2 separate regions of the Mus musculus genome follow, and region 1 is linked to region 2. Evidence: chromatin loops called from intact Hi-C (ENCODE). Cell type or tissue: gastrocnemius. All regions are shown on one strand. Each heading gives the region's core, and the rest is flanking DNA. Links, peaks and the distances in the headings are about the cores only. Region 1 has its middle 16 kb from the start of Psmb9. Region 2 holds the start of H2-Eb1 (histocompatibility 2, class II antigen E beta).

What was found. A loop is a pair of places that touch in the nucleus more often than their neighbours do. Peaks named below come from ENCODE experiments on the same cell type or tissue, not always from the same donor. Only the 100,000 strongest peaks of a DNase experiment are listed, where the experiment ranks them.
Region 1: a loop joins it to region 2, with 2.0 times the contacts of the local background. A loop is called at or near these places in 4 of 42 quality-filtered maps.

What each region holds. Positions count from the first base shown.
Region 1 is chr17:34,163,556-34,178,952 of GRCm38, reverse strand. No RefSeq gene overlaps it. Among named protein-coding and RNA genes, the nearest start is that of Psmb9, 16 kb to the left of the region's middle. In gastrocnemius, for the core only: CTCF peaks have their summits at 6,215 (motif pointing left), 8,004 (motif pointing left) and 9,445 (motif pointing right); DNase peaks (open chromatin) are centred at 7,994 and 9,491; H3K4me3 peaks cover 597 bases.
Region 2 is chr17:34,294,188-34,309,154 of GRCm38, reverse strand. It overlaps H2-Eb1 (histocompatibility 2, class II antigen E beta), which reads right to left and starts at 3,288. Exons shown (of 6, transcript NM_010382.2): 1 at 3,108-3,288. The coding sequence starts at 3,201. In gastrocnemius, for the core only: no CTCF peak of the experiment used is centred there; DNase peaks (open chromatin) are centred at 3,362 and 4,188.

The sequences.
Region 1 (15,397 bases), core at 3,293-11,292, 130 kb after region 2:
TGATACTATGCAAAACAAAAAAAATCATGTCAACTTCTGTAGGATGTAGATAAATATACACTTTGAAAGAATTATATTCCTTCAAATATAGTTATTTGGGCCCTCAAGATATTGCAGTGGGTAAAAGCACTTGTTGACTGAGTCTGATCTTGAGTGCAAATCCCAGATCCTACTGTGGAAGGAGAGGGCTGACTCCTGAAAGTTGTCCTCTGACCTCTAGGCAGCCCTACAGTGTGCGCGCACAACACACACTCACACACCACCACCACCACCACCACCGCCACTACTTCCAATGCAAATAAATTTAAGAAAAAAATAAATTTTTTGTTATAACAGGAGAAATTAAAAGCAAATGACCTAAAAATTCTCAAAAATCCATGAAAGAGCCGGGACTGGTGATATAGACCTTTAATTCCAGCACTTGGGCGGTAATGGCAAGAGGAAGAGCTTTCTGAGTTCAAGGCTAGCCTGGTCTGCATAGTGAGTTCCAGGCTAGCCAAGGCTACATAATCAGACCTTGTCTCAAAAAGCAAAACAAACACTTGGGGCAAGTGCTGGACAGATGGCTCAGAAGCTAAAAGCACATCTTGTTTTTGCAGAGGACCCAAGTTCAATTCCCAGCACCCGCATGATGGCTTACAACCATCTGTGACTCCAGTTCCAGGGGATCCTGCACCCTCTTTGGCTTCCTCCGGCACTGCATGCACATGATGCACATATATCCAAACAGGCAAAACACTCATCCACATAAAATTAATAAATCTTTAGAAAAAAAAAAGAAAACCACAGACTACTGTCACCAAGGACTGGAGTTCAGCTCCCTGTACCCACACCAGGTAGTACATGGCTGCTTGTAACTTCAACCCTTTACTGGATCATGACGTAGATCCACTAAAGGGTTTCATCTGCGTTAGGGCTTTGTGCACAAAGATCGCTGTTCCCTTGACATGAGGGGCCCAGGACTCCTTAGTTCTCCACGATTGGAACTGGATTCCTATTGTTTCTGCCATGGCCCTCAACTGTAACCTTCTGGGCTCCCAGGCTTCTTAATAGACTTTACTGCTGCCAGGGTTTTTAAAGAAACCTTTGAAAAGACTCTTTCCCTCTCCTCCCACCCTCATGATCACTCCCTCAACCCCCATGATCTTGCATAAGTCCATGAGTTACAGACCAGTGGGAACTGGTCGAAATAGCAAAAACTTTCAATTGACCTTCCTAAGAAAAACCATCTTAGGACAAGGGAGAAATGACAGAAGAGGAAGCATGCCAAACACCTTCATATGCTATTCCAGAATCTTTAGTTTAGGATACAAAGGGTGTTTGGTTTCTGTCTCTCTAAAGAACTGGGGCAGGGGTAAAGGGGAGATGGTGGGGGCATAAAGGGGGCAGTGTGGACAGGATGGACCCAGAGCCCTAGTTCATTCTATAATCTCCCTTTTTACCACCCTGCCCAGAAGCTCACTGCGGGGCACTTCCCACATACCTTTTTAAAAACCAAAGATGTATATATTTTTATTTATGTGTGTATCTGCATGTATGTACACCACATGCATGCAGTACCCATGGAGGCCAGAAGAGGGCGACTGATTTACTCAAACATTTTCTGCTTTAAATATTGGTTTTAACTTTAAGAAAACCTTCTGTCTCCGTTGCTTTTCCTGATGCTATGATAAGACACCCTGACAGAGGTAATGTGGGGATATTCCCTTTGGCTCACAGTGTAATGTGTCGTCATGGTGGGAAAGTCAAAGAAACAGAAATTTTGACTCAACTGTTCACATAGTGTCCAAGGGTCAGGAAGAAGAGAACAGTGAATTCCTGTGCTCAGATTGTTTCTCCTTATATTTTAAGATTTATTTTATTTTAACTTATATGCATGTGAGTCCAGGTGGCTGCAAAAGCAAGAAGAGAGTTTTTGTACAGTCTAGAACCCCACTCCTACGAATGGTGTCACCCATAGTAGACAGATATTTCCACTTTAACTGAACAACTCAGGATAACCACCCCAGTATGCCTAGAGGTCTGTCTCCCAGGTAACTCCAGTTCTCACCAGGTTGGCAGCTGAGATTAGACCTCACACCTTCACATAGAGGACTAGACTATTGCCCAATAAGTGAATGCCATGACCCAGACAAACTGACCCCAAATGAGCCACCACAGGGCTCTACTAAAACTTCAGGATAAGCATGGCTTAGATACCAAGGGAAGGAATGAACTGAGTATTACCAGCTGGATCACCACCCAGGTGATAGACTCCTACATCCAAGGGATGTAGACAGAACAGGTGCTTAGGTGAGACAGAAACCACGCCACTGTTGAGTGAGTGAGTTGAACGTTTTGTCCCAACCTCTGTCTGCTTCTGACTACCCTGGAAAGCATACAGAAGACAAGGAATAAGATTAAAGTTCTTCATCTGAACCCAAGACACGAATGAAAGGTTTCTATGGTGCTCTTCCATTTAAAGGCTTATTTTTATCTGTGTGCCTGGCATGCCCAGAAGAGAGTGCTGAGTCTCCTGGAGGTAGAGTGATGGGCAGTTGTGAGCCACCCCATGTGGGTGCTCAGAGCCAAACCTGGGTCCTCTGGAGAAGTAGTATGTACTCTTAACTCCTGAGCCTTCTCTGTAGCTGTTTCTGCATCCACCTTAAAGGAGAACTTCTCTCCTAAGACCCAGCGCAGACATGGAAGAGGAGCAAGTCTTCAGTCTACTATTGGGGGCCATGAAGCTATGGAGCCATTGACTGGACAACCTTACAAAGGCTCTCTGATGTCTAAGTGTGGCAACTACTAGGATGGAGTTGGGTCTTGAGATATGAAACACAAACAGAAGGGCAGACACCCCCTTCAATGACCTCACTGACAGAAATAGACCCTGTGTGATGGCTTGGGTCCATCCAATGAAGGATAATTGCTCACAAGTGATTACATCTAATCAATGGGCTAATCCATTGATGGACTCATAACCTCATCATTATTGGAAAGGGGAAGGTGGGTCTTATTAGAGAGAGTAGGTCATGGGGTCATGCCTCGGAGGGGTTCATCTTGTCCTGGCACCCTTCCTGACTGCCTCTTCCTCCTACCATGATAGGAACTGTTTTGCCCCACCATGTCTTCCACACCATGATGCCCTCCCTCACCTCAAGCCAAGAGCCATGGTTGATCTTCAGCTGGAATCTCTCAAGCTGTGAGCCAAATCTTTACCCCCTCTATCTGTTTATCTGAGAAGTTTTCCCACAGCAACAGAAATGCAACATGCCCTGATGTTAGTTATCTGTTGCTAGGTAACCATGAAGATGTTAGATATCTGTTGCTAGGTAAACATGAAGCCAAAGCAGCATCTTAGTACAGCATGCATTGACCATCAGGTGCTTTGGGGACATTCCAGCATAGACTGTGTGCTAGATAAGATGGTATCATTTTTAACTGTCCAGGGAGTGATGGCTATGCAGGACCAGTATCCTTGTTCTTAAATTACAGGTGACAAAATACTTATGGGTGAAGTGTCAGGCTGCTCACCTCACAGGCTGCTTCCCAATGGTTTCAACAGTGTATCGGTAGTTAGTTGACCCAATGGGTCGGATGCACACACACACACAAGAGCTATCTGGATTCTTGAAAGAAACACACACACACACACACACACACACACACTCACACACACACACACACACACACACACACACACACACACACTAGCTTAACTTTGAATGGCATGACTAGCTTAATGGCTGGGCATTTCTAGTCCTTCCCGCTGCTGGCAAACACTCCCCTCTGCTACTCCTGAGTTAACACCTATTAAGATCTATCTTTCATCTCTGCTGCCCCAAACACCATTGGGGAAGTGGCCCATGTGGCCATTTTCCCTGATTCTCACATGTCGGCGGGCCTTTAGATCTGATCTTTCTTCTTCCCATAAGGGTGATCTCTGCCGCCTTCCCCTTTCCTGGTTCCTAGTCCAGGCAAATCTCAAAGTCCCGCCATAGTCTACCTGACCAGCCATTAGACATTGGCTCTTTATTGATCAATCAAAAACCAATTGGGAACAAGGACCTTCAGCGTTTGGACAGGCAGATTCTCAATTTTGGGGGCCAAAATTCAAAGCATTAGAACCAATTCCCAACGGGACAGTAAATGGGCAAATAAAATGTTGCTTCTTAAATACTGTGGCGGCGGTGGGGGTTAACGGGTGGATGACACCACGTGAATGGATCTCAGAGAAATGACACTGAGCAAAGCAGCCCTGAAAAGTGTCACAGTATGCTCTCCCTGTTAATGAGCCATTCCAAACTTCAGTGGCAAATGCAAAAGTAACATCTCTATCCTGTTCGGTGAGCTGCCAGTGGACTGAGGTCAATCGCCTGACAGAGCCATGAAGCATAAACCAGGGCTCCCAGTCACAAACCACCACCTCGAGGTGTCTGAGGTATGGACACTGGTCTATTACATGAATGGTCAGATTCGGAGATGTTAGGGTGTAGTGCAGTCTCCCTTCCTTATAAGCCCTACTTTCTTAGAGATGAAGTGAAACAAAACTTGCTTCCTGCCTCCCCACCTTTTTTGAAGGCAGGGCACAAATGCAGGAACTGAGTCCTGTCAACCAGATGCATGCACCTGACACTTCAACTCAAAAGAGCAGCATAAGGGCAGGGGATTCACACTGTTACTCATTCCCCTGGCAAAGGGCAATGGGGAAGAGAAGCAGCGACTGGATTTGGGGAAGCAGAAGTCACAGGAGGAGTTCCTGGGGCAGAAGTGGCCAAGCAGGTGACTTAGGTAACTCTGCATAGAAGCCTAGTTCCTCTCCACAGGGTGAGCAGCAACTAGGGTGGGGGTTGGGGGAAGGGGGTAGAGGCTATCTTTTGGGTCTCTGTGTGGTTCTGAGTAGGACTCTTTGCCTAAACAAGAGGAGTCTCCCATCCATTGCTCCACATTTCCTGTTGAAAAGCAACACACACACATACACACTTTCTTCAAAAACAAAAAGCAAACCGACAAACAAAGAAGTAGATATTTGCATTTGTAAACTGTTCAAATAGAAAACCCAAAACTATGTACAAAGAAATGGTCTTGGTTGTGACAGGCTTGCTGACATCAAAGGTCCGTGAGACATGGTACTTTGATTGCTACTGTGTGTTCGTATGCTGTAAAACAGAAAATTGAAAGACAAAGTTGAAAAAACAGTCTTAAACCTGCATTTACAACAACACCGGAAATATCCAGTTAGCTGTGTGTAAATCCAATAATGCCTTTGTAGAACCCTTGTCAGAAAAAAAAGGAAAGAAAGAAAAGAGAAGAAAAGCCAAATATAGCCAGGTCTGATGGTGCACACTTGCAAGCCCCGCCCTCAGAGGCAGAGGCAGGAATAGTAGCAGTGGGAGCCCAGGTTGGGTACACAGAGAGCCCTGTCTCAAATAAACAGAGATGGGCATAAAGAAGAGATGGAAGAAGAAGAAAGAGGGGAAGGAAAAATAAAGAGAAGAGAAGGAGGGAGGGAGGGAGGGAGAAGAATTGACATTAAGAAAGACAAGAGGGGGCTGGAGAGAACCCTCAACAACTAAGAGAGCATCCTACTCTTACAGAGGACGGGAGTTTGGCTCCCAACACCCTTGTTATGAATGAAGCTCACAGCTGTTGCAGGATTTTCCCTGTCCAATCACATTAGGGCAGTGGGAGGCTTGTGATTGGACAGAAGACGGGAGGTGGAGCGAGGAGTTGAGGAGACAGAGAGAGAGAGGTCTGAGGAGAGGGAGAACCAAAATGGAGGCTGACATGATGTTATCAAATGGTTAGAATAATTGGGTTAAAGCTTTACCATTATCATTTAGCTCTGAAATTATTGTATTGGCATTTTGTAAATTGTGTTATTAATGACACATAAATCTGATTGACTAATTAAGCATTAAGAGTCTTGATTCTACCAGGTAATTAGGTATTGAGATGGCTAACCAGGGCTGTGTGGGGCATTGTGTGAAAGTGAGAGGAACTCGGGGGCCCATCTGAGAGATGGCCCAGTGCGAGCCGTGTGGCAGGGCTGGTGAGTTGGTGGCAGAGAGACTGAGCGAGCGAGATCACCTGGCACAGGGGCTAGCTCTAGAGAGTTGTTGGTGGCAACAGGAGCGCAGGAGCATGGCCTGGCCCCACTGAGAGTTGGCGGGTTCATTTTTTAATATTTCTTGAAACACACAGCAACCTGTAACTTCAGCTCCAGGATATCTGATGCCCTCTACTGGCCTCTGTGGGCACTGCACTCAGGTGCACATACACAGAAGCACACATAAAAGTAAAAATCAAAACTGAGTCTCTAAAAATTATGTTTTCAAAAAGTGTTTCAATTCAACTTCATGCATTGTGGTGGTCTGAGTGACTATAGCTCCCATAAGCGCACATTTTTGAGTGCCTTATCCCCAGTTGGGGAAGGTGTTTGGGAAGGATTAAGAGGTGTGGCCTTGGAGGAGGTGTGTTAGCTTTGGGTGGGGTGGACTTCAAGGTTTCAGAATCCCAGGCCACTCCAAGTTAGCTCTCCCTGCCCCACCTCTGCCCCCTGCTTGTGAACCAGGTGTGAGCTCCCATCCACTGCTATGGTGCTAAGCCATTTTGCCTGCTGCTATCGTCCCTGAAACTGTAAGCCCCAATAAACTCTGCTACAAGTTTGCCTTGGTCATGATGCTTTGTCGTGGCAATTGCAAAGTAATTAAGACGTGCATTCACCATTTCTTCTATCTGGCTTGTCTTAAGACTCAGATGAAATGAGACAGGGTGGCACACACCTGCAATCTTAGCATTTGGGAGAGTAAACAGGGAAATTTTAAGTTCAAAATCAGCCTAGGTGTCAGGCATGGTAGCATATACCTTTAATCCCAGCACTCTGGAGGCAGAGGCAGATTGATCTCTGAGGTCAAAGCCTGCCTGGTCTACAAAATGAATTTCAAGACAGCCAGGGCTACACAGAGAAACCCTGTCTTGGGGGGGGGGGGGGAATCTAAGAAAGAAAATATTCAGATGAGTTTTTTAAGACATTTTAATTTGACATGCATGAGTGTTTTGCCTGTGTGTATATGCAGCATGGGGTGGGTATTTCTCTCTCTCTCTCTCTCTCACTCTCTCTCTCTCTCTCTCTCTCTCTCTCTCTCTCTCTGTGTGTGTGTGTGTGTGTGTGTGTGTGTGTGTGTTGCTCATGGAGGCCAGAGAGAGTTCAGATTCCAGGAACTGGAGTTACAAACAGTTGTGAGGGGCTGGGGACCAAACCTGGGTGCTCTGCAAAAGCAGCCATCTCTCCAGCCCCTCCGGTAGATTTTTAAGTCCCCTGCTACAGTCTGATAGGAGGCAATGTCAGCTTAGATGTGTAATTTCCTTTCCGTTGTTCTATTTCCTACAAACATTCTTTGCCCTCAATGAAAGCATATGCAGTCGCTAAAATACTGGTAACATTCTACCCAGAGAAACGTTACCTTAGCGTTAAATATCCTCATTTAATTTCTGTTGCTGTAATAAACACCATAATCAAAAGCAAGCTGGGGAGGAAAGGGCTTATATGGTTTCCATATCCTGTTTCCGGTTTATCTTTGAGAAAAGTCAAGGCAGGAACTGAAGTAAGGCGTGAGCGGAACGCTGCTTCCTACCTACCCACGATTCACTCGCTTTGTCTTTTCAGAAACCCACGCCCACCTTCTCAGGGGTGGCACCGCCCACAGTGGGCTGTGCCCTTCCACATCAACCATTAATCAAGAAAATGGCCCACAAATTTGTCCACCGGTCAATTTGATGGATACATTTTCTCAATTGAGGGTCCTATTCCCTGTGTCAAAGTTAACACAAAACTAACCTGTACACCAAGCAAGATTTGAACTCTTGTTTTGCTTGTCTTCTCTTTTCCGGGTCTCCCCCCCCCCCAACACTTTAAATTTGATATTAGGATCGCTCTTTTAATAAGGACTAAGAAGTACCTAATTGTGTCAGGCTGAGTCGTGAGAGCACATGTCTTTGGCGCCACCTAGTGGACAAATGTGTAGTGGCTACCCAGTGAGAAAATCCACAGGTTTGGAAGTGTGGAGAGCTTGGTTATTTTATTATCCTGAATCCAAGGTATGAAGTTGAAAACAGCAACAGCTAAAGGAGATTCCAAAGAAAACCAGCCACCGTTTTCTAATCTCCACAGAGAGTGGAAGTTAGCCACCGTTAGAATCTTTGCCTCTATAGCAAGCGGATGGAATCTAGTGCCAGCAGAGCATTAAGTGTGAGCTGTCTCCCAGATAAACGCCTGCAGTCACCTACTCAGCCTGACACACCCAGTCTCCAGCATTTACTTAAAGGATAGCTTTGCCTGTGTGCTGACATCCCTGTATCACTAAAGTCCTAATTTACCAAATTTTCACTGTGGCCACAGAATTCCTTGGGTTTTTCAGCTTCTATTTTATTAACAAAAAACATTCCCTCTCAGATCAAAGGAATAAGAGATTTTGTTTTTCTGAACCTAATATAAGTAGATGGCCACAGTCCAGGGACAACGGCTCAGTTTGCCCTGTGGCAGGAAGACAGTTAAATAAGCGTTTTGATAGGAAGTCATAAATCAAGCCACCCGCCAAATACATTAGTAGGGATGTCAGGGCAAGTGGGTTACAGCAAAACAAGAAGTCTTTCTCTGCTGTAGATTTCAGGTACTATCTTATGGCACTCTGAGTTTGGGGATCAGTGGAAACCAGCAGTTTGCTAAGTTAATATACTCAAAATATTTTTCCCCTCATAGTTGAAAGGGTTATGATTGACAGCTTTAACCATCAACTTTACATGACTCACAATAACTTGGGAAGGGACTCTCAATGAAGGATTTTACACTGGGTTGGCCTGTGGGCATGTTTGTGAGGGGTTGTCTGAAGTTAATTGATATGGGAAGACCCAGCCCACTGTGGGTGGCACCATTCCCTAGGCAGGCATCCTGAAGCTCGTAAGAGCAGAGATGGTGAGCTTACCATAAGCAGGCAACACGCATACATTCCTTTCTCTCTGCTCTTGACTGAAGGTGTGAAGTGACCAGCTATTTCAGATTGCCACCTTACCTCCCCACAATGATAGACGTCACCTGGAATTGTCAAAACCTTCCTCCTATTTTTTGAGGGGGATGATCAGGGTATTTTTCCATCAACAGAAATGATTCTAGTTCAGGATGTCACATCAGCTTCAGAGGTGGACTCCAAATGACTTTAAGAATACTAAAGAAAGTGACTGATAAATAAATCTGACTTTAGAGCTTCAACTCCACAGCTCTCCACAATCAGGGAGTTCTAATCAGTAGGTCAACCTTACAGAGACTTGGACAATGGTGTGATTTCTTTTCTAGGAATATTCAAGAAATGATCTCTCATTCCACTGAGTCTGAGGCTGCCCAGAAACATCCACAAAAGGAGAGTTTAAATTTCCATTTAAAAATCATTAACAAGTTGTAGCCTGTAGGTGTCAGCAAAGACTGACAATGGGCAGGAAACCTGGCTGACCAGCGGGTGCAAAGCGGGTGTTCAGGGTTGATTCTGCCTTGTGTCTCTTTTTCCTGAGTGTGTGTGTGTCTGTCTGTCTGTCTGTCTGTTTCTCTCTGACTCTATCTCTCTCTTTCTGTATGTGTCTGTTTCTATGTCTCTCTGTGTCTCTCTCTCTTCTCTCTTTCTCTGCTGCCTCTGTCTCTGTTTGTCTCTGTGTGTGTCTGTCTATCTCTCCTGTCTCTTTCTGTGTGTGTGAGAGAGAGAGAGAGAGATGTGTCTGTCTGTCTGTCTGTCTTTCCCTCTGTGTCTGTCTGTCTATCTCTCCTATTTCTCTGTGTGTGTCTGTCTGTCTGTCTCTCTGTCTGTCTGTCTTTCTCTCTGTGTGTGTCTGTCTGTCTCTATGTCTCTCTGTGTCCCTCTCTTTCTTTCTTTCTGTGTGTGTGTGTGTGTGTATGTGTGTGTGCCTATCTATCTCTCTGTCTCTCCATCTCTGTCTCTCTCTCTGTCTCTGTGTGTGTGTGTGTGTGTGCATGTGTGTGTGTGTGTGTGTGTGTGTGTGTGTGTGTGTGTGTGTGCATGTAGCTATAACATGATCCCCAAATACACCCCGGATAGTCCTTGATGGATTTTTATTCTCTTTACTAACCAGGTTAAGAATTCCAGGGTTGTCCTTATTTCTAAAAGTTTGTTTTTATTTTTGATAAAATTAGCTGCTCCATCATATGTAGGCATGTGTTGTTTTCTATTTTATTTGTGTTTTTAACAATTATTTATTCACTGGGAGGGAGCAGTGCACACATACCACAGTGAGTATGGAAATCAGAGAACAACTTGCAGGAGCTCTTTCTGGGGTCAGCCCTGGGTCTGTAACTTAGCGGCAAGTACCTGCTGAGCTGTCTCACCAGCCCTGGGGGCATTTCTTTATTTGTTTTGTTGTTGTTTGTTTTGTGTGCTAAAATTATACTTACCAGGTGGCTGATAGCTAATGACATTACAAACATATATCTTCACATAATTTATGCCATGTTTATCTTTTATTTATTTGTTCATAAATATTCACACTGGTTTTCTAACACACTGGTCTGTGATGTGAAGGGTCTCACTGTGGGGAACGCACAAATGCTAGCCAGGGAAGGGATGTTAGAATTTCTACTTACATACATCTGGCAACAGTGCCAGGAAGGGCTGGCTATCTTTACAGTCTGACAGAGATGGGGCTGAGCAGGCAGAAAAGCAGCTGAGAGAGGGGCTGGGGGGAGGGAGAGGGAGACAGACACACAGACAGACTTGAGTGGGGGTCAGTTGGTAGACTGCTTTGCTAGTGTGCATGAAGCTCTGGGTTTGATCTCCAGATGTGGTGGAGGATTCATTGCTCAGGGCTATCCTTGTCACCTAGAGACCTCAAGGGTAGACCCATAAGGGTCTCACTATGTAGCCCTGGCTGTCCTGGAACTCCATATGTAGACTAGCTGACCTCAGGCTCACAGAGGTCTTCCTGCTTCTGCCTCCCCATGCTAGGATTAAAAGCATTTGCCCCCAACTACCCTAGCTTTAGAGTGTAGTCCTTTATAGCTCTCTCTGTCCAGTCCCTTTGTTTGTTATAGCTACCTCTGCCTTTTACTATGGCTCCTTGTAAACATTTTATTGGTGTATTTATGCTAGCACATGCATGCTATGGCAGGTGACTAGATGCCAGAGGACTGTTTGTAGAGTTGGTCTCTCCTTCCACCCTGAGGTCCTGGGGTTGGACCTCAGGTTATCAGGCTTGGGGTCAAATGCCGGTTCTCACTTCGTCATCTTCCTGGCCTTATGAACTGTTTTTTTTTTTTTTTTTTTTTTTTATTTATTATATGTAAGTACACTGTAGCTGTCTTCAGACACACCAGAAGAGGGAGTCAGATCTCGTTAGGGATGGTTGTGAGCCACCATGTGGTTGCTGGGATTTGAACTCTGGACCTTTGGAAGAACAGTCGGGTGCTCTTACCCACTGAGCCATCTCACCAGCCCATGAACTGTTTTTAAAACGTGCACTTTAGTCTTGTATATACACCCTGAGATCTTTTGGATCTAATAATGGGATTTGGCCAGTTTTGGTGAGTCCACCAGGGATGTTGCTGTCATGACAGACATTGATTGTTTTTGTACAATTTGGGTAAAAAGAGTCTACCCAGAATAGTAGGGCTTCACCAACAACCCTCAAATAGTGCTACTCAATAGTTACTCCATGGAAGACAATGTCTGACCTTGTCCTCAAGTTCCAGAGCCTTTAGCTCCAGTGATAGAGAGTGGGTTACCTTAACACTATTGACATCAATAGGAACAATGTGATCCAATAGACTAGACATCGTTAATAATGGGATTTTCCTAGTGGGAATTATTAGTTTTGGTTCTAGGAGTTTTAGTCAAGTTACCCTCTGTGATGATTTGTATATTCTTGGACCAGGGGGTGGCACCATTTGGAGGTGTGGCATGGTTGGAGTAGGTGTGTCACTGTGGGTGTGGGCTTAAGACTCTCGCCCCAGTTGCCTGGAAGTCAGTCTTCCACTAGCAGCCTTTGGATGAAGACGTAAAACTCTAAGCTCTTTCCCTCGCCATGACAGCCTGGATGCTGCCATGCTCCCACCTTGATGATAATTGACTGAACCTCTGAACCTGTAAGCCAGCCCCAATTAAATGTTGTTTTTATAAGACTTGCCTGGGTCATGGTGTCTGTTCACAGCAGTAAAACCCTAACTAAGACACCCTCCCTGAGGACTCCCTGGGGTAGCTTCAAAATAGGTCTCTGTCCGTCTAAAATCTGGAGACGTTTTAAGCCAAATTATCCTGGACAGTAGGAGAGACCTTTGAAGAGATGGTGAGAGGTCGAGTATTTTCAAGCATAAAGACTTGGTTTGGATAAAGTAGGAGGTTTGCGTTAGCAACAGAACTGTGGTCAACAGCAGGACGGAACACTCCAGGCCTCAAGATCGGAATCTTTACCACATAAGAAAATATACCACAAGGATGCTTACCTTGTAAAAGCCTTTTAACATTAAGAAAAAAAAAATCCAAGATACATATGAGCCAGGAGTGATGGCATAGACCTTTAGTTCCTACACTAGGGCTAGCCTGGTCTACAGAGCACCAAAAAGTGTTTGCCCACGCAAGCATTTCCCCCTTGTTGAATCTCTGTTCCCACAGCCCTCCATGCTATCGGGTGGGGTTTGTGTTTACATTAGATGTATGTGCTGCTCCTGGAAGTAGCTCCCCAGGGTGTCACACTGAGGTCAGCCTCCCCCTGTTTCTTAAATTTATTCTATTCATTTACATGAAGGGGCCCAAGATGCTGGGCAATGGCTTCTTAAGTGTATCTTCCCTCCCAGCTAAGCCAAATAAGGTTCCTCCTAAGCCAGCAATGGGTTAATGCCACCAAAAACCTGGTGTCTTCATGTGGTGCTGAGAAAATCCCTAAGCGGAAAGGAAACAAGGTTGCAACAAGCAAGGGTGATGGTTCTGAGGACAAAAGAGAGCATCCAGAAATCCAGCTCAGAGTAGACCTACCACCAACCATCCACTAAGCCAAAGGGAGGTCCAGGCTCAGAAGGAATTTACCAACATCCACCTGAAGAGACAGCGCCTGCCCAACTCATTTCTGACACTAGCTTCTCTAGTGAGACAGGGTCTCACTAAAACATAGACAGCAGGGGATGGTGTCACAGGAGTGGAGAGGCAGAAGGATGGGGAATTCTAGGTCACCCTTGGCTACATTGGTTCAAGGTCAGCCTGGGCTATGTGAGCCCCTGCCTCAAAAAATGATAAGGGGGCTGGAGAGATGGCTCTATGGATAAGAGCACTGGTAACTCTTCTAGAGGACCCAGGTTCCGTTCCCAGCACCCAGATGGCAGCTCACAACCATCTCTAACTCCAGTTCCAGGGGATCCAGTATCCTCTCTAGCCTCCAGGGGGCACCAGGCACAGCCATACATGCATTCAGGCAGGCAAACACTCATACACACAAAATAAAAACTGTAAACATATCAAATAAAATATAAAGGGCCTTGGGTTGTAGCTCAGTGTGGTCCACATAAGTCATGACCCCCTCCTTCCTCCCCAGGCTCCAGTGTTTGAATGCTTGGTCCTGGGGGTTATAGATCCTTCAGGAGACGGCACCTTGCTGGAGGAAGTGTGCCACAGGGATGGGTTTTGAGGTTGTATCGCCCTGTCCCATATCTTGCCTGTGTTCTCTACTTCCTGTTTGTCGATGGAAAGTAACCAGCCAGCTTCCTGCTGTAGCCAAAGGCTGTGGCTTCCCTGTCAATGGGCTCTAACCCTTTGGAACCTCAAGCCCAAGCAAGCTTTCTTCCCTAAGCTTCCTCTTGTTATGGTGTTTTATCACAGCCAACAGAATAAATGGCACTGCGTGAAACGGTTTATCCAGCATGTGGAGAGCCCTAAGTTTGAACCCTAGTATGAAAGACGGAAAGGAAGGAAGAGAGAGAGAGAGAGAGAGAGAGAGAGAGAGAGAGAGAGAGAGAGAGAGAGAAAACATTAAGTATTAACCCGGTGAAGTTATATAACTTTTATTATATAACTTATATTATATTAATAAGTTACATAACTTATTAATAAAGCCTCCATAAAAAATAAACTGAGAGACCCTCACAGACTGAAATCTTCCACAAAGACAGGAAAGGTTGCTGAAATGCGGGATGCCAGACTGAAGGGCGGGAGGTTAGGGAGAGAGGGGAAGAAATAAGGTCCTTCACTGAGACTGGAGCAATGGCCCAGAGGTGGCGCCGCGTGCTTGCTGTGCAACAGGAGGAACAGGGTTTGGGTCCCAGGCCTCATGGAACCAGGCAGGCATCCCATGCAGGCCTGACGGGGAGGACTGCTGGGGCCTGCTGGAGTCCAGTCAAGCTGGCAAAATGTGACCTCAGGGAGACGCTGCCTCAGAAGGAATAAGTGGAGGATAAGAGAGGGCACCAGATACCCTCCTCTGGCCTCTGCAACGCCCACACATGTACACATCGTTCCATACACCACAAGGAGACAGACAGACAGACAAAAAGTCTTTATTGTGGGGTTAGAGAGATAGTTCAGCAGTTAAAAACACCCACATTCTGTTCCTGACACCCACACTGACAGTGGTTCACAACTCCTGTTCCAGGGGCACTATGCCCTCTTTGCCTCTCAGGTCACCACACACACACACACACACACACACACACACACACAGGTGGTGCACAAACATTTAGGTAAAACACCCACCCACACAAACTGATAAAATAATTTTTAAATGCTGCCTTTAAAAGAAATTAAGCAAAGGAAAATGGGGGGTGGAGAGGCGGCTCAGTGGTTAAGAGCACTGGTTCCTCTTGCAGAGGATTGGAGTTCAATTCTCAGCACACACATGGCGGCTCACAACCATCTCAAAGGCCAGCTGCAGCGGATCCAGCACATTCTGGTTTCCATGGGCGGGTGGTACACAGACATACATGCAGCCTAAACATTCATACGCATAACAGAAAATAAACCTTTTTTCTTAAGATTTATTTATTTATTATATGTAAGACACTGTAGCTGTCTTCAGACACTCCAGAAGAAGGAGTCAGATCTCGTTACAGATGGTTGTGAGTCACCATGTGGTTGCTGGGATTTGAACTCTGGACCTTCGGAAGAGCAGTCAGGTGCTCTTACCCACTGAGCCATCTCACCAGCCCGAAAATAAACCTTTAAAAACAATTTTTATTTCATTTATTTATGTAGCTCTGGCTGGCCTGGAATCCACTCTATAGACCAGGCTGGCCTCGAACTCACAGAGATCTGCCAGCCTCTGCCTCTCAAGTGCTGATATTAAAGGTATGTGTCCCCATGACTGGCTAAAACAATTTTTACATCAGGCGGTGGTGGCACACGCCTTTAATCCCAGCACTTGGGAGGCAGAGGCA
Region 2 (14,967 bases), core at 1-8,000:
TTACACATTAGAAAATACTCAATTAGGACCACCTCAAATCAAACAAACAAACAGGACGAAATAAACAAAAAGTGATTTAAAAAACTATAAGAAACACAGACACACACATACAAACAAAAAGGAATAATAAAACAGACAAAATCTGAAACCCTAATATATAAGCAAAAACTCTGTAAGGCAAATAAATAAATAATTTTTTTTAAATTCTGCAAGAAAACCACTGGATTTTCTTTCTATTGGAACATCTACTGCTGGGCTAGGGGCCTGCCTATAAGTGTGGTTCAAACCCAGTAAGACTCTTATTTTTGAGATTGTCATATAATTCAACCATTTCCCCTGTTCCTTTTCCTCCCCCTGAACCTTCCTATGTACAACTCCATGTTCTCTTTCAAATTCATGGCCTCTTTTGTCCTTAATTGTTGTTACATACATACATACATACATACATACATACATACATACATACACATATGTGTGTGTGTATATATATATATATATATATGTATATGTATATATATATACACACACACACACAAACATATATATGTATTCCAGCAACACAGGGAGCCATTGGGTATACCCCTTCCTGATCCTGCCCCACCTGGAGCTAAGCTGGAGACCAGGACTCACCAGCTCAGAAGACACCTCCCTCCCACCCTTCAGGCTCAAGCTCCTTAACACACCACACAGAACACAGTAAATCTTCCTCAGTGCCCGCCCTGTGCAGGCCTGCGCTGCCCATGGAAACCCTAAGAGGAGAAACGGAGGCCTCCCTCCATGCCAGAGCTTTAAACTGTGAAGGTGGGGAAGAAGCGGGGAGGGGATGGAGTTCCATTAACAGGAAGTCTTGAGTGACAGGAGGGGAAGGGAAGCATCCTGGGGACAGAAAGTGAAGTTCTGTCACAGATGTGAGCCAGAAGAGGGTGGTGGCTGCAAATGTCAGAAGAGGGGATACAGGGAGTAGAGGAGCAACTCTTAGGTGAGGTAACAAACACCTCATGCCAGCACTGAGTTCATGAATAACAGAGCACAGGACATTGGGGCAACAATGAGAGATGAGACTTGGGGGATCAAAAGCAGCCCCAGCTCAAAAGCCTTGGAGTTGATGGAAGCTGTCTGTTTTTCACTGAGAGAAAACAACTGGAGAAGTTTCTGGAAATTGAGACCGTGATCCCAATACTGAGCTACAATCTGTTATCTGAATTACAGATGCAGAGAATTCAAAAACCAGACCGTTTTAAAATCAGATGCCAAATGTGACCCCAGGTAAGGTAAGGGCGTGTCTCCAGGATCTGGTGGGTCAGTCAGTCATGTGAGTTCCTCTAGTCTCAATAGAGGACGACACATTAGATGGACGTCTTTTCATCTTCACACTTAATCTAACTCAGAAATGTACAAGAGATTTGTGAAAAGCAACTGAAATAAAGGCGAGCACCAGCCATTATCAACCTCACGCTCAGTAGGATGAAGTTTGGTGTGTTTCCTGAGAAGTATTTGCAGCAGTCATCACTGTGGCTCATGAATTTAACAGAGATTTCAGTGATGGAATCACTTGTCCCTGTGTTTGAGACAACACAGACAATAGTGAGGAGAAAAGACAAAATGGAAAAAAAAATAAAAAAGGACAGTTCTGGAAGTCATAAGAATGGTCCCTGTGACAAATGATGCAAGGGCAGGATTCTGGTCTGTGGGAGGTGGCAATGAGATGAGAGGCAATCTGGAAGCTTCCATGTGCCCTTTGAGAACAGCTTACAGAGAGGAAGCACACAGTGTGGCAGCAGGACCCTAATGCTTTACATGGCCATTTCTCCCAATCCTCAGAGAGCTCTATGAAAAAGATCATCTCTTCCACATTTTACATTGCAGCCAAAGCCAAAAGGGGTCAGAGGGCTTGCCCACAGTCCCAGCATTCTGGGGTCTCAGATTATTTTTTAAATTATTTATTTTCATTTTATGTGCATTGGCATTTTGTGTGCATGTGTGTCTGTGTGAAGATGTTGGAACTCCTGGAGTTCAGACAGTGGTGAGCTGCCCTGTGAGTGCTGGGAATTGAGCCCAGGCTCTCTGAAAGCACAGCCAGTGACCTTAACCACTGAGCCATCTCTCCAGCCCAGGGTCACAGTTTCAGCAGTGTTGATAACCCCATCTTTTATCTCCCATGTGCATAGCACAGACTTTGATTTTTCTGTGTGTGATGTATATGTGGGTCATGAAGCTAGGAAGGGATCATACAATGCAAAGAGAAGTCAGGTCCTTTTCATGGGCTCAGGGCAGAGAATGTTAAAGAAAAACAATATGCAGACATGTTCAGAACATGAACACTGAACCAGTCTAACCTGCCCCGGGGTCTCAGAAGGGACTTCCAGTTCTTTAGAATAACCCACAGATGCCCATTTCCAGATCTAAGACCCTCAGCATTAGCTGCTGTGTGCGCCCAGGACAAGGGGAAACACTAACCACCACCCAGCAGAGGTTCTGCATGGGAACAGGCTACACAAGCACTGGAGTCAGTGAGAGAGAAAAAGGAAGCCCTGGGTTACGCCTCACAGGTAGCAATGTGTGGCAGTGGCCTCACAGCCTGCAGAGGGTGCACAGGAATCTCCCTGTGATGACCTCACTGCCCCTTGACTCTATGACACCTCCACAGAAATCTTCTGATTAGATATCAATATTTTACTGTTTGGCCCAAAACAACAGAAAACATACATAAAAAGTAGAATAGAAACACACATAGGAAGTTCTATTTTTAAAGAGAAACCACTTTGTCTGGCTTTATCTCAACACAGTGAAGACAGGGCCTGTCCCAGAAGTTAATTTAACATCATGATTCATCGATCTTCTCAGGGCCCTAAAGGAATATGACGCAGGTGTAGATGTTACTGGGAGAAACTTGAAAAGCAATGGCTGATACCCAGCGGCCTCTCACACAGATCTGAGAGCACAAACATCCAGGCTTCTGTTTGGGGACATAGTTTAGAGTTCATGTGAGGACTGTGCATGCTCACAGAAGATATCAATAGTTCCGAGGGACTTGGCCTGGACAGTGAGAATGTTAGCTCCTTCCTTCCCCGACCCCGAGCATCCCAGCACCTGAGGTGTGCACTTACGTCTGGAGTCTCTGACCAAAGCCACTGGAGGGCTCAGCACTGTCAGCAACAGGATCACAGCTGCCACACAGGGAACTCTGGGGAGCCACACCATGCTGCAGGAGAGGAGACACAGGAGTCAGAGGGGAAGGCAAGCTTCAGACTGTAACTTTATTCTCTTTACTCATTGCTAAGATAATAAGAGACAGGGCATTCACTGCTTTGCCACTGGATTGGGTAAGGCCAGTGCTGGGAGCCAATCAGCATCAAAGGAGTCCAGCATCATCAGTTGCTAGTTAGAGATTCAGTTTGCAGGTCCCCTTCTGAAACTTGCAGTTCTCTTCATTACATGGATACTCAGTCTGGGCTGCTGGCCCATGCCTCATATCCCAGCACTCAGGAGGCAGAGGCAGCTGGATCTCTGTGAGATAGAAAGGTCAGCCTGCTCTACATAGTAAGATTCTGTCTCTAATTAACAAACAAATAAACAACAACAAAAACCAAACAAACAAAAGGAGAGTAGGGTTTTGCTTTGGGTTGTTTGTTTGTTTGTTTGTGTGTGTGTGTTTTTTTGGTTTTTTGTTGTTGTTGTTGTTGTTGTTGTTGTTGTTTAAAGAGGAAATGAATTTGGGAGGGAGACATTATTGGAAGGTTCCAAAAGAAGCTGGAAGGAGGTAGTGGGTGGTGGATAGGCTCAAAATACATTGTATACACATATAACTTCTTCTGGGTATAAATTATATATTATTTTTTAAAGGATCAATTTATTTTCTTTTTTAAAATGCTGGATCCAGTTGCAACTGAAACACTTTAATCAGGCCACAGAGCTGGGCCAGCTCTGGGATGGTCAGTCTTTTACTCAGTTTGAGCACTGGGGGAGTGTTTCCTAAACAAGGCTGTTGTGTGTTTGAAGTTGTGTGAGATCAAAGGTGAAGGAAGAGACTGTCAGCCAGGCACCTTTAGCCTGGCGCTTACTGCACTTCAGCTCAGTAGTGTCGGTGTTAAAAGTGACTGAAGTGTGTTTGTTTCAGGGAAAGTTGCCACCATCTCTAGAACTGAAGGCTGTGCTTCTGTGGACGCCTGGAGGAGCAACCTTCCCTGGTAACTAATGACGAAGCAGAATTTAGCCTCTTGATTGGACAGTGGAGTCTGCACTTCTTCAGATAGGGAAATTCTAACAAGCTAATGGAAAATTAAGGTTAGTCATGGTATAGTCCTGACATAAGGGATGTTCCCAGCTTGACCCCTGAACTGTTACTGATTTTAGTGGCACAGAGGAGGGTCCCTGTTGTTATCTAAAACCCAGTCCTCAAGGGAGACATTCAGAGCAGAGGCTGGGCATCCTGGGGAGATGAGGGTCTGGTTCAGTTGAAGTGTTGAGAGAGGGGAGAGAGAGGGGAGAGAGAGGAGAGAGAGAGAGAGAGAGAGAGAGAGAGAGAGAGAGAGAGAGAGAGAGACTGGGGAGTGTGGAGAGCATGGCAGAGCTGGATCAGGACTGAAGCAGTACTCTGACTTGGTGGGCCACCTTGAGAGATGTGTTCATCTATCTTTTAGCACAACAGGCTGAGGTCAGATCTAAAATTACTGTGGATTCTCAGGGAGGGAACTAGACTTCTCACAACCCTAAAGATTAGTATCGTATATGGGAAGAGTTTAAGTTCTTTCCCCATCTAGATCTCCTGTCAGCTGCCCCATGGCAAAGCATTGACCTCCTTAAAGTTTAAACTAACACTGGGCAGAATAAAGTACTAGGGGTTGAACCTAAGACCACAGCATGCTGGGCAAAGGCACTGAGCTACAGGCCCAGATCTCTCTCTCTCTCTCTCTCTCTCTCTCTCTCTCTCTCTCTCTCTCTCTCTCTCTCTCTCTCTCTCTCCCTTTCTCTCTCCTTTGAGGAAGGACTCATTAATTGCCCAGGCTAGCCTTGAACATGTGATCCTCCTGCCTTAACATCTGGACTTGCTCAGATCACAGACTGTGCTAAAAGACCCAGGTGGGAAGATTATTACGTTTAAAGTTTTTATTACATGGATTTATCTAGTGCGCATGTGTGTGTGCTTGAGTATGTGTGTATATGTGTCACATGTCACAGCATGCCTGTCACATGTGGTGGTCAAAGCTCAATTTTCATGACTCACTTTCTCCTTGTTGGGACCTAGGGTTTGAACTCCTCAGGTTTGGCAAAAACCAGCTTTACCTGCTGAGCCATGTCAGCAGACATTTGGAAGATTAGTTTTCAGAATCTGATTTCCTTATTTGACCAACTCCATGACCAGTAATTGCATGTGATGTGGACACTGTAGAACCTGACCACCTGGAGCTGGGAAATGGCTCAATTGGTAAGGTGTATGTCATGCAAGGATGAGGACCTAAGTTGGGGCACACTGTACCCACATTTTAAAAAATGTAGTGTTCTCTTCTAGTCCTAACTCTGGAGTGGCTGAGACGGACAGGTCCCCAGGGCTCAGTGGCCTGCCAGCTCAAAATCTCTAGGTCTCTGTGATAGACCCTGTCTCAAAATAAGGAGGCTAATAGCAACTGAGAAAGACACCAGATACTGACCTCTGCCCTCCACGTGCATACAGGCACACTTGTTAATACATCTGCACACACAGGTTTGTAATCTGCACACACACACACACACACACCTGCACACGCGCGCACACACACACACACACACACACACAGAGAGAGAGAGAGAGAGAGAGAGAGAGAGAGAGATTTGGTAAGCTTGCCTATCCCATCTTCTCAATTCATTCTGTAAGATGAACATCCTCTGTTGTTTGTTTTATTAAAAATAAATGATAAAGTATTTACTTCTCTGATAGCCCACCCCGGATGATGGATAAGCTTCTAAACAACAACATGAAATTCATAGTTATTCACATTGATGACATTTTACATAAACAAAATCAACTTAAATATGTTTAAGTTTGTTGATGGGATGGAGGTATTGGGGCATTTGATGGTTCTCATAGGCTGATCAAGGAAGGCTCTTGACAGGAGCTGGGCCAGGCTTGCCTCATGGGTGGGGACTGAGGGAAGGAGAGGAAAGCAGGGTTTGTGCAGGAGAGTAAGGACCAGTCTCCAGGAAACCTAAATAGAGGAAATTGTAAGCAGTAATTGGGTGAAAACCATTTTATAAAAGACAAATATTGTTTGTCCCTCTTCCACATACCCCAATGTCTGAATATTGAACACTAGAAAGTACTGACATCAGAAAGTAGCTTTCTTAAGTATTGACATGTACTGTGTGTCTGCTGTTCTCATTCACCAGACATCGGGGTTTAAGTGAGGGGCTGATACGTGTGTTACACACGCAGTCTGATGCACACACTCAGGTCACAATTGTCAGTGTTCCCTGTGATTTCACAGCATCTTCTAATGCTGGGATGGAAAAGGTCTGATCCAGATCTGACTTCACAGGACTCTGGGACCCGCAGTAAAGACAGTCTAATAAAATATATAAAAGCAATGTGACAAGATGTGTATTAGACATGTCTAAAAGAACTGATAAGAACACGGGGGGGGGCGGACCCAAACTTTTTTTCTGTTCTTGGGACTGAGTCTGTACCCCTCTAAGCAGGTAGGTTCTACAACCCTGACCTGTATCCTCAGCTGTTACTTTAAAATGATCTTATGTATTTACTTATTTATTTGGTGGGTGTGTGTGTTTGTATGTATGTGTGTGTGTGTGTGTGTGTGTGTGTGTGTGAGAGAGAGAGAGAGAGAGAGAGAGAGAGAGAGAGAGAGAGAGAGAGAGATGTGTGTCTTGTGTGCACGAAATGCCAATGGGAGAAGAAGAAGGCATCAGATTTCCTGGAGCCGGAGTTAGAGCACCTTAATGTGGGTGCTGGGAACTGAACTCTGGTCCTCTGAAACAGCAGTGCATGCTCTTAACCACTGAGCCATCTCCCCAGCCCCACAGCTGCATGACTTTTTCAGACAAAACAGAATGGTTAAAATTAAAGCATACCCAATATTTACATTAAGAAAGAAGGCGTTAGCTGGACATGTTGGTTGTCTGAATCTCAGCACTCAGGAGACTGAGACAGGGGGACTGCTGTGAGTCTGAGGCCAGCCTGGGCTACATAGAGAGTTTCAGGCCATCCTGGGGTACAGAGTGAGACCAGAGGAAGTGAGATTTGGGAGTGGTAAAAGGGTCATTTCTCAGGTTGGCTAGGGACAAGAGTTAAGCTGGAGAACGAGAACAACACAGAAAAGGCGCATGTGAGGTGCAGGGTGAGGAGGGGCCTGGATAGGGAGGAATCCTGATGAGCGAGAATAAGAAGCCCTTAAATTGCACTGGGTGCTCAGTTGCACCTACCATAGAACTCCACTATGAAAGGTGGTGAACTTTTGGCAAAAAATAATAAATAAATAAATAAATAAATAAATAAATAAATAAATAGAATTAAAAGTTACATCCTTCAGAAAGGTGGGACTAGTAGAAAAAATATTAACTAGTAAACCTCTCGGCGGGAACGACTGGCTGCTGGGAAGGGCTGGATGCAGTGGTTCAGTGGCAGGACAATAGGAACACACGGGGAGGGAGAATTTCTGTGCTTCTCTTTGTTTCTCAAGGGTGTTGTAAAAACTGGGCTGCAAAACTCGGGACGAGTATAAACACTTCTTCCCTTCAGAGGTGGCACCCAAAGGGGCCAACCCTTCCTTTAGTCAAATGAGGTTCCTGGGTTTGGTGAGACACTGAAGAGAAACTCACTGGAAACCCCCTCCTGTCTCAAACAACTCCCCATCACCAATGAGGGTGGGAGGTGAGGCAGCGTCAGCTGTCTCCAGCAGACGCGAGTGACCAGAGGTCCTTTGTGAATGTTGAGAGAAGCTGGCATATGACAGGTAATGTTCATTTTGTGTATTGTTCCGTGTTACAGGTTGAACTTTGAACCTCACTCGTTCTAAGTACTCTGACTGAGCCCTGCTCCCGGGCCATATGCTTATCTATTTTTTAAAGCTGAGAATTTCCTTCCATGGAAGACTTGGGACCTGACTGTGTGGCGTGTGAGGAAGTGTTCGCTGAGCAATGCGAAGCGGGGTGAGGCTGGAGGACCATGTCGATGTTTCTCTGCTGTTCCTGAGCAGCACAGCAGGGTCCACGACAGACCTGGTACCTCAGCTCCTGACCCCACAGGCTCATGCACAAACGCGGGCAGCTCACATAACGAATCATTTACCTCTACTGAAGTCTGAACTAGGAAGCCCGATACCTTCCAATCTCAGTGCAACCCAGTAGAGGTGGAGCTATCGCGCTGTTTCCTACAGGCCACTGCAAGCCCAGGGGAAGTTTACTAAACGCCGAATTACTGAGAAGTGACCAGAAAATGAAATACTTTACAATTTTAACACTATACAATGAGATAGAATGTGGGGACAGAAGAAATTAATGTTCAGCGTACTTATTATAATTCCAATATCTGTAAATGCGCCCAGACCAAAAGCCAGCACCAGTTACAGAGAAAGCCAATGAGCCTCTTCCAGTCCACACTACCCTCCTTTTCCATCAAGACAACCCATCTTTGCGTTGATGTGGAATGTCTCCCCCCACCCCACCCCACCCTCACCCCCACCCCCACCCCCACCCCCGCTCACGTACTTGAAAACTTGACCTCCGGAAGGTGTTTCAAGAGATTGTGTGTCTAGTTGGTGCGAGAAGGACACAAGGGTGTTAATGTGAGGGTATGGCCAGGCCCACCTCTGCCAGGCACTCCGGCTCCTGCCTGCTGCCCGGGTTTGAGCAGCAGCCTGAGGCCCTGTGCTCCTGCGCACTGTTCTCTCAGTTCCTGGAAAGACGCCTGGCTCAAACCAGAAAAGCTCAATTGTTTACAATTCACAAATCATACATTAATAAATATAAGCATTTATGGGGTTGGAGAGGTGGCTCAGAGGTTAAGAGCACTTGCTGCTCTTACAGACAGCCAGAGTTCAGGTGCCAGCACCTATTTCCAGGGGCTCATGACTCTTAAAACTGCCTATAAATCCAGCTCCAGGGGACACACACACACATACACACACACACATACACATACACATACACATACACATACACATACACACAACACACACACACACGTACACAAATAAAATAAACTTTAAAAGTGTAGATATTTATAAATTACAGTGAAAGTACAAATTACAATTAATTAATACTAATAATATTAATATTATAATTAACATTTTAAAATAGTAGAGAGGGCTGGAGAGGTGAGCAGTAGTTAAGAGCTCTGGCTGCTGGTGCAGAGGACCCAGGTTCAGTTCTGAGCACGCATGTGTTGGCTCACAGCCATCTGAAACCACCCAGTTCCAGGGATCTGATGCCCTCTACTGAGTTCTGTAGGTAGTAGGTATACATGTGCTACACATGCAGATGCAGCCAAACACACACATCTGAATGAAGGGAAGGAGAACGGAAGGGGAGGGGAGGGGATATATTCAGAGACTGTTGCAAGCTGGACCACTTGAAGGAGCTCATTTGCATAGTGAGGCCTGAAGAGGAGGAGGGGGTGTGGTTTTAGCTCAGGCCCAGCAATGTGAGCAAGAGCAGGCCAGGGGAATCCTGGGAAGATGCAGGTGGAGCTGGGGTGAAGCCCAGACTGCAGATGGCGTGGGATAAGGAGAATGCTCAGGGAGTAACCACTTGCTTTGGAAGAAGTTGATCTTAGATGAGCAGAGCAGTTGTAAATCGTAAACCCCACAGCTAGTGCTACAGGTGTGTGGTGTTTGGGAATCCCCGAAAGGGAAGGCTTCGACTGTGGAACCTTTGATAAGCAGAGCCACACCAGAACCCATTACTCGGGAGGTTGAGACAGGAGGCTTGTCATGAGTTCCAGGCCAGCCTGGGCTACAGAATGAAATAAACAAGAAAGCAAAGTCATGAAGGCTGTGAGAGCTGCTGGGAGGCCTATGATGGGCGTGTGAGGAGGTTGTCCCTTTGGAGACCTCTTGAGTTCTGAGAGACAGTTGCAAAGGGAGTATGGCTCGGTGGGCTCTCTCATCCTGCCTGTCTTGGTCTCTGTCTCTGTCTGTCTGTCTCTGTCTGTCTGTCTGTCTGTCTGTCTCTCTTTCTCTCTCTCTCTCTCTATGTGTGTGTGTGTGTGTGTGTGTGTGTGTGTGTGTGTATAAAATCTGTGTATGACTCTGTCCCTCTCTGACTCTGTCCCCCCTCTTTCCACTTCCCTACCACACATCTACAACATTGCCACCCATATCTGCTGTGGGTCCCTAACCATAATGAGCTAATGCAGCTGCCCTGAATGAGAGTGTCTCAACATCTATGAGATGAGCAACCCTCTTTTCTACATTAGTAGCCTGCATCATGTGTTTCCTTACAGCGATGGAAAGCTGAGTATTCTCGAGGGACACAAAGAGCATCAGCACTGACTCTCCCTACAAACACGTGCAAAACACTCTTGGGGAGCAGAGAGAGAAACTGAGGCACTAGACCACCTGTGGAGGTAGCATCCAAAAACTCAACCTTAAGCCTCAAGCTGCACCTCTTCTTCTGATAATTTTTTTAACTTTCATATAGTTTACTGTGTTAACTCATTTCATTCTCTACTTCTAACCCCACCTATGTCACCCGCCCCTTCTCAGCCTTGAGTCCATGACTTCCTTCCCATCCCTGTTACATATCCGTGTAGAAACTAACAAATATCTAAACACAACCTGCTGAGCCCCTGCAGTGTTGCTTACACGTGGCGTTTAGGGGCAAGCACTTTGGCAGTTAAGGGACTCATCCCTGGAGGATAAGGATTTTTCTCTCAGAGGTCAGCAGTTGCCTGGAGCCCTTCACCTAGCAGTGGGGCCAGGAGAGATTTCCCCCGTCCCTCTTAGCATGTCAACTTGTACTATCACTGGGTGTTGTTTAGGCAGCCACATTGTTGGAAGTTCATAGGTACAAAACGAAGCACTTTGTGGAAACCTCTGTTGCTGTCAGTTTCTTCCCTGTGCAGCCAGTGGCAGAAGCAGCTGGTTTGTCTGCAGCAAATGACACTGTTACAATAGGCCTGGGGTTGGCCGGCTTCCAAGACCCCAGAGGGAGGTAGAGTAGGGATAGCTGATGTGGGAAGCAGATTTAATACCTGGGGTTAGTGGGAAAAAAACAGGGTGTGGCTGCAGATTGCCAAAAACACCCCACTTTTCGCATCAAGCCTAGCTTGACTGGATGTCAAGTATAGAATAGAATTAGGGAGCTTGGTTGTGAGCTGTGATGGAAAACCCCCGTCCAACACTGAGTGGGAGGAGATGGTGGTGATGCGAGTATCTCATTACTGCTAGGAGGTTAAAACCTCTGGGGGAGACTGAAGGGAAAGAGACAGAGGTTGAGCGAGGCTCATCTCCTGCCTTCTATCTGCAGAAAGTGTAGGATCAGGAACGGTGTTGAGAGATACTGTAACCTGCAGGTCCCTCAGGGTGATCACCTCATTCACTCGTGTAACAACCCTGCAAATGACACTTCACACTGAAAAGTTTGTAGGAACAGGAGAACTGCATCCTGACATCTAAGAAAAATATATACAAATGTAGTATGGTGGCTCACACAGGTAATCCCAGCAGGCAGGAGGATTGCCACCAGTTCAAGGCCAGCTTTAGCTAAGTGTGAGTTCCAAGCCAACCTAAGTAGAGAGTTAAACCATATCTCAGAAAAAAAATTTAAAAACAAAGGAAAGAGAAGATATTTATAGCCCTTTTCCCTTTTCAAGTATGAACTTATTTTTAATGCACTGGTACTCCAATTGTGCAAACATTCTTCAGGCCAATGGCATCGCAGGTGCGACATTTCATTTCCTGGGAATTCAGGGCCAGTGTAAGTGCTGTGTGCCGACATGCACAGAGAGCTGCAATAGGTTTGTCTAGGAAGCGAAGTAAGAGTACAGATTGGGGCTATAAGTTTGTAAAAGCAAAGTTGTTTTACTATGAGTAAGTCCGTGGGAACAATAAAGATTTTCACATTGTAGATCTGTGTGCTGGAGAGATAGTCTGTGTGTAGAGTGCTTGCCTAGAATACATGAAGCCCAGGGTTCAATTCCCCAGCGTCGTGTGAGCCTGGGGTGGTAGCACGTGCCTGTAAGGCCAGCTCTGGGGAGGAGAGGGCAGGAGAATCAGAGGTTCAAGGTTGACCTTGCCCACATAGTGACTTTGAGGTGAGACTGGGACACAGCAAAGCAAAAAGAGAGAAATGAGTATATTTCAAGTTGAGTAAGAGACCAGATGGGGCAAAGAAGAGAAGGCAACACAAATTATTTCACAGGGGTATCCCAGGGGCATGTCACCACAGGGAGAGTCCTGTCGTCATTAAGAAATGGAAGGCAATACGCAGAGCAGAACCAGCCAGCAAAGGCAAAGAATCCTGTCACTGGGATCAACAGGAATCATCCCAGATCGCGGGCTAGCTGTAAGGCCAGGAAGTGACGGGTGGAATAAAGGGTTTGGATTTGCTGACTGGCCAATAGTCTCATAAATTGTACAAGAAAATTCAACTTGAAGAAACGGAAAGAATGAGCCTTTCTGTTCTTTGTTCCTTCCTTCTGTCCTTTCTTCGGTGCTTCCTCTCCTCCCTCACTCCCCCAATCCCCAGGTGGCACACACGTGTCTCACCCTCAAATCCAAAATCCACCTCGTGGGTATCAGTTCTGGCTAGCTAGTTCCTATTTGGGAAAATAGTCCAGCATTGTCTGCACTGACGCATTTTTAAAATAGAAGGACATCTTTGGAAATCCCCGTCGGACATCAGCCTTTTTTTTTTAAATTTACTCCAACCAATAGGAATAGAGAGCAAGGAAGCGTCACTTGTTTCCAGCAGATGTAACTGCTAAGACGGGCTGTTTTGAGCTGAGCCTTCAGGAGAAAGTGTATAGGAGGGAGGATACTGATAGGCGGTGGCAGAATTGCTGACAAGCTGGTTTAGTGGCAAAAAGGAAGATCCGCGGTGCCAAGAGACCACAGCTTGATCACAAAGCCGAGTAGAGAGGGAGTATTTTGTATGTGATATTCGCTGGGGTGGGATGGACATCAGACATTCTTCGCGCATCTGTGGGAAGTCCCTGCTAAGTGTTAGGCGAAGGAAGTGGCTGTGATGCCAAAAGCCCCCTGCTAATGATTGTACGTTGTACCTGGGTGGATGAGGTGGGGTCTGGAAACATCTATGGTCACCCCTGTCATGGGACAGGGTGAGAAGTCCAGTCAGCACATGCCCTAGCAAGGCGGGGCACTCCCATCTCGGCTAATCACAAGAAATCTTTATTGTATGGTTGTTGTTGTTTTTTTCATCTGTTGGATCTTTAGCATCTAATACATTTCCTAGTACTGAACAAATACTTTAAATTAATTAACTGGATGAGATACTAAGAATTAATCATCTTTAGTGATCCAAGGAAATTTTTTTATAGTTCAAACCAATTCTTCCTAAACCCAAATTCTAGGAATTAAAAATAATAATAATTTGGGTGCTGGAGTGATGGTTCAGTGGTTAACAGGACTGACTGCTCTTCCAGAGGACCTGGTTTGTTTCCAGGAACCCACATGGCAGTTCACAGCCATCTGTAATTCCAGTGCCAGGAGATTCAACCCTCTCTCTGGCCTCCATGGGCTCTATATGCATGTGATATACAAATATGCATGCAGGCAAAACAATCATATATATAAAATGAATTTTTTTAATTAACTTGTCAGAGTATTTGGATACAGTCCTATGAACCTTCATTTTGACCAGCAAGCACCCTGTTAAAAACAAACAAACAAAACAAAACAAACCATCGTACTGTTGTTGCCTTTGGAGCAATCACAGCTTTGTCTGCACTCTCTAAACGCTATTATTTAGGAATAGTTTTGTTCTCTGTCTTTCATGTCTTGTGTGAAGATTGTTGGGCTGAACAAAAGACATATAGCTGTCTAAACTTTACATTGAGAACCTCAGAAAATAAATAATATGTTTGATGCTTGCAAAATGGGGGCTTCCCAGCTGTGGGAAGTGGCAATTTGGCTAAGGCTGTGGTTGATAAGGAGGGATACTGTCGTATCCTTTGTGTAAACCACATCTATGTGAAAACATGACAGATTCTTTATTATTTTTCTTTCCAGCTCATAGGCAAGGCAGAGAGGCCACATCAGCTGTCCCTGGCAGACTCCCCAGCAGAGAAGACACAGCCAAAGCTGTAGGGAAGGGAGAGGTGCCGTTAACACCTGGGAGCAAAGAATAATTTTCATGGGAAATATATATAATCAAGGTTAAATAAGAAATGATCAGTTACCAAAAAGAAAACAACAAACTATAAATAAGTGGGAAGAGATCAAAGGCCTGGTTGAAGAGATAATCCATAAAGTCAAAATAATAGCTTTTACACTTATTTATCATGTGTGTGTGTGTGTGTGTGTGTGTGTGTGTGTGTGTGTGTGTCTGCTTTGTCTGCTTTGTGTGGAGGTCAGAGGACGACTTACAGAAGCCATTCTCCCTCCACTGTATAGGTCGCAGAGACACAACTCAGGCTTGAGGTCAGACAACTTCATTTACTGAAGCATTGCACTGGCTGTATTCTGAGTTCCAATTGGGCCCCAAGGACCTAAGGTTTACGGTCTTGAGAAAACTCACTTCAGGGTAGTTGTGTCTGGAGCAGAATTCCTGCCACCACCTGCTGGAACCACCTCAGCTGCCAGTGCCAACTCTCTGCCTTTCTCTGCTGCAGGACTGCTGAGTTCCCTGAGTTAATACCAGAATCCATTGTCCAGTTCCTTTACAATTCTTTGGCCATCTTTACGTCTCATTTCCCATTCTCATGTTATATTTATCTAACTGTTCTTGGAACTAAAGTAACATCCCCATGATACCACACAGATTTCACATTGCTGTAATTCCTCACAGAGGCAGACA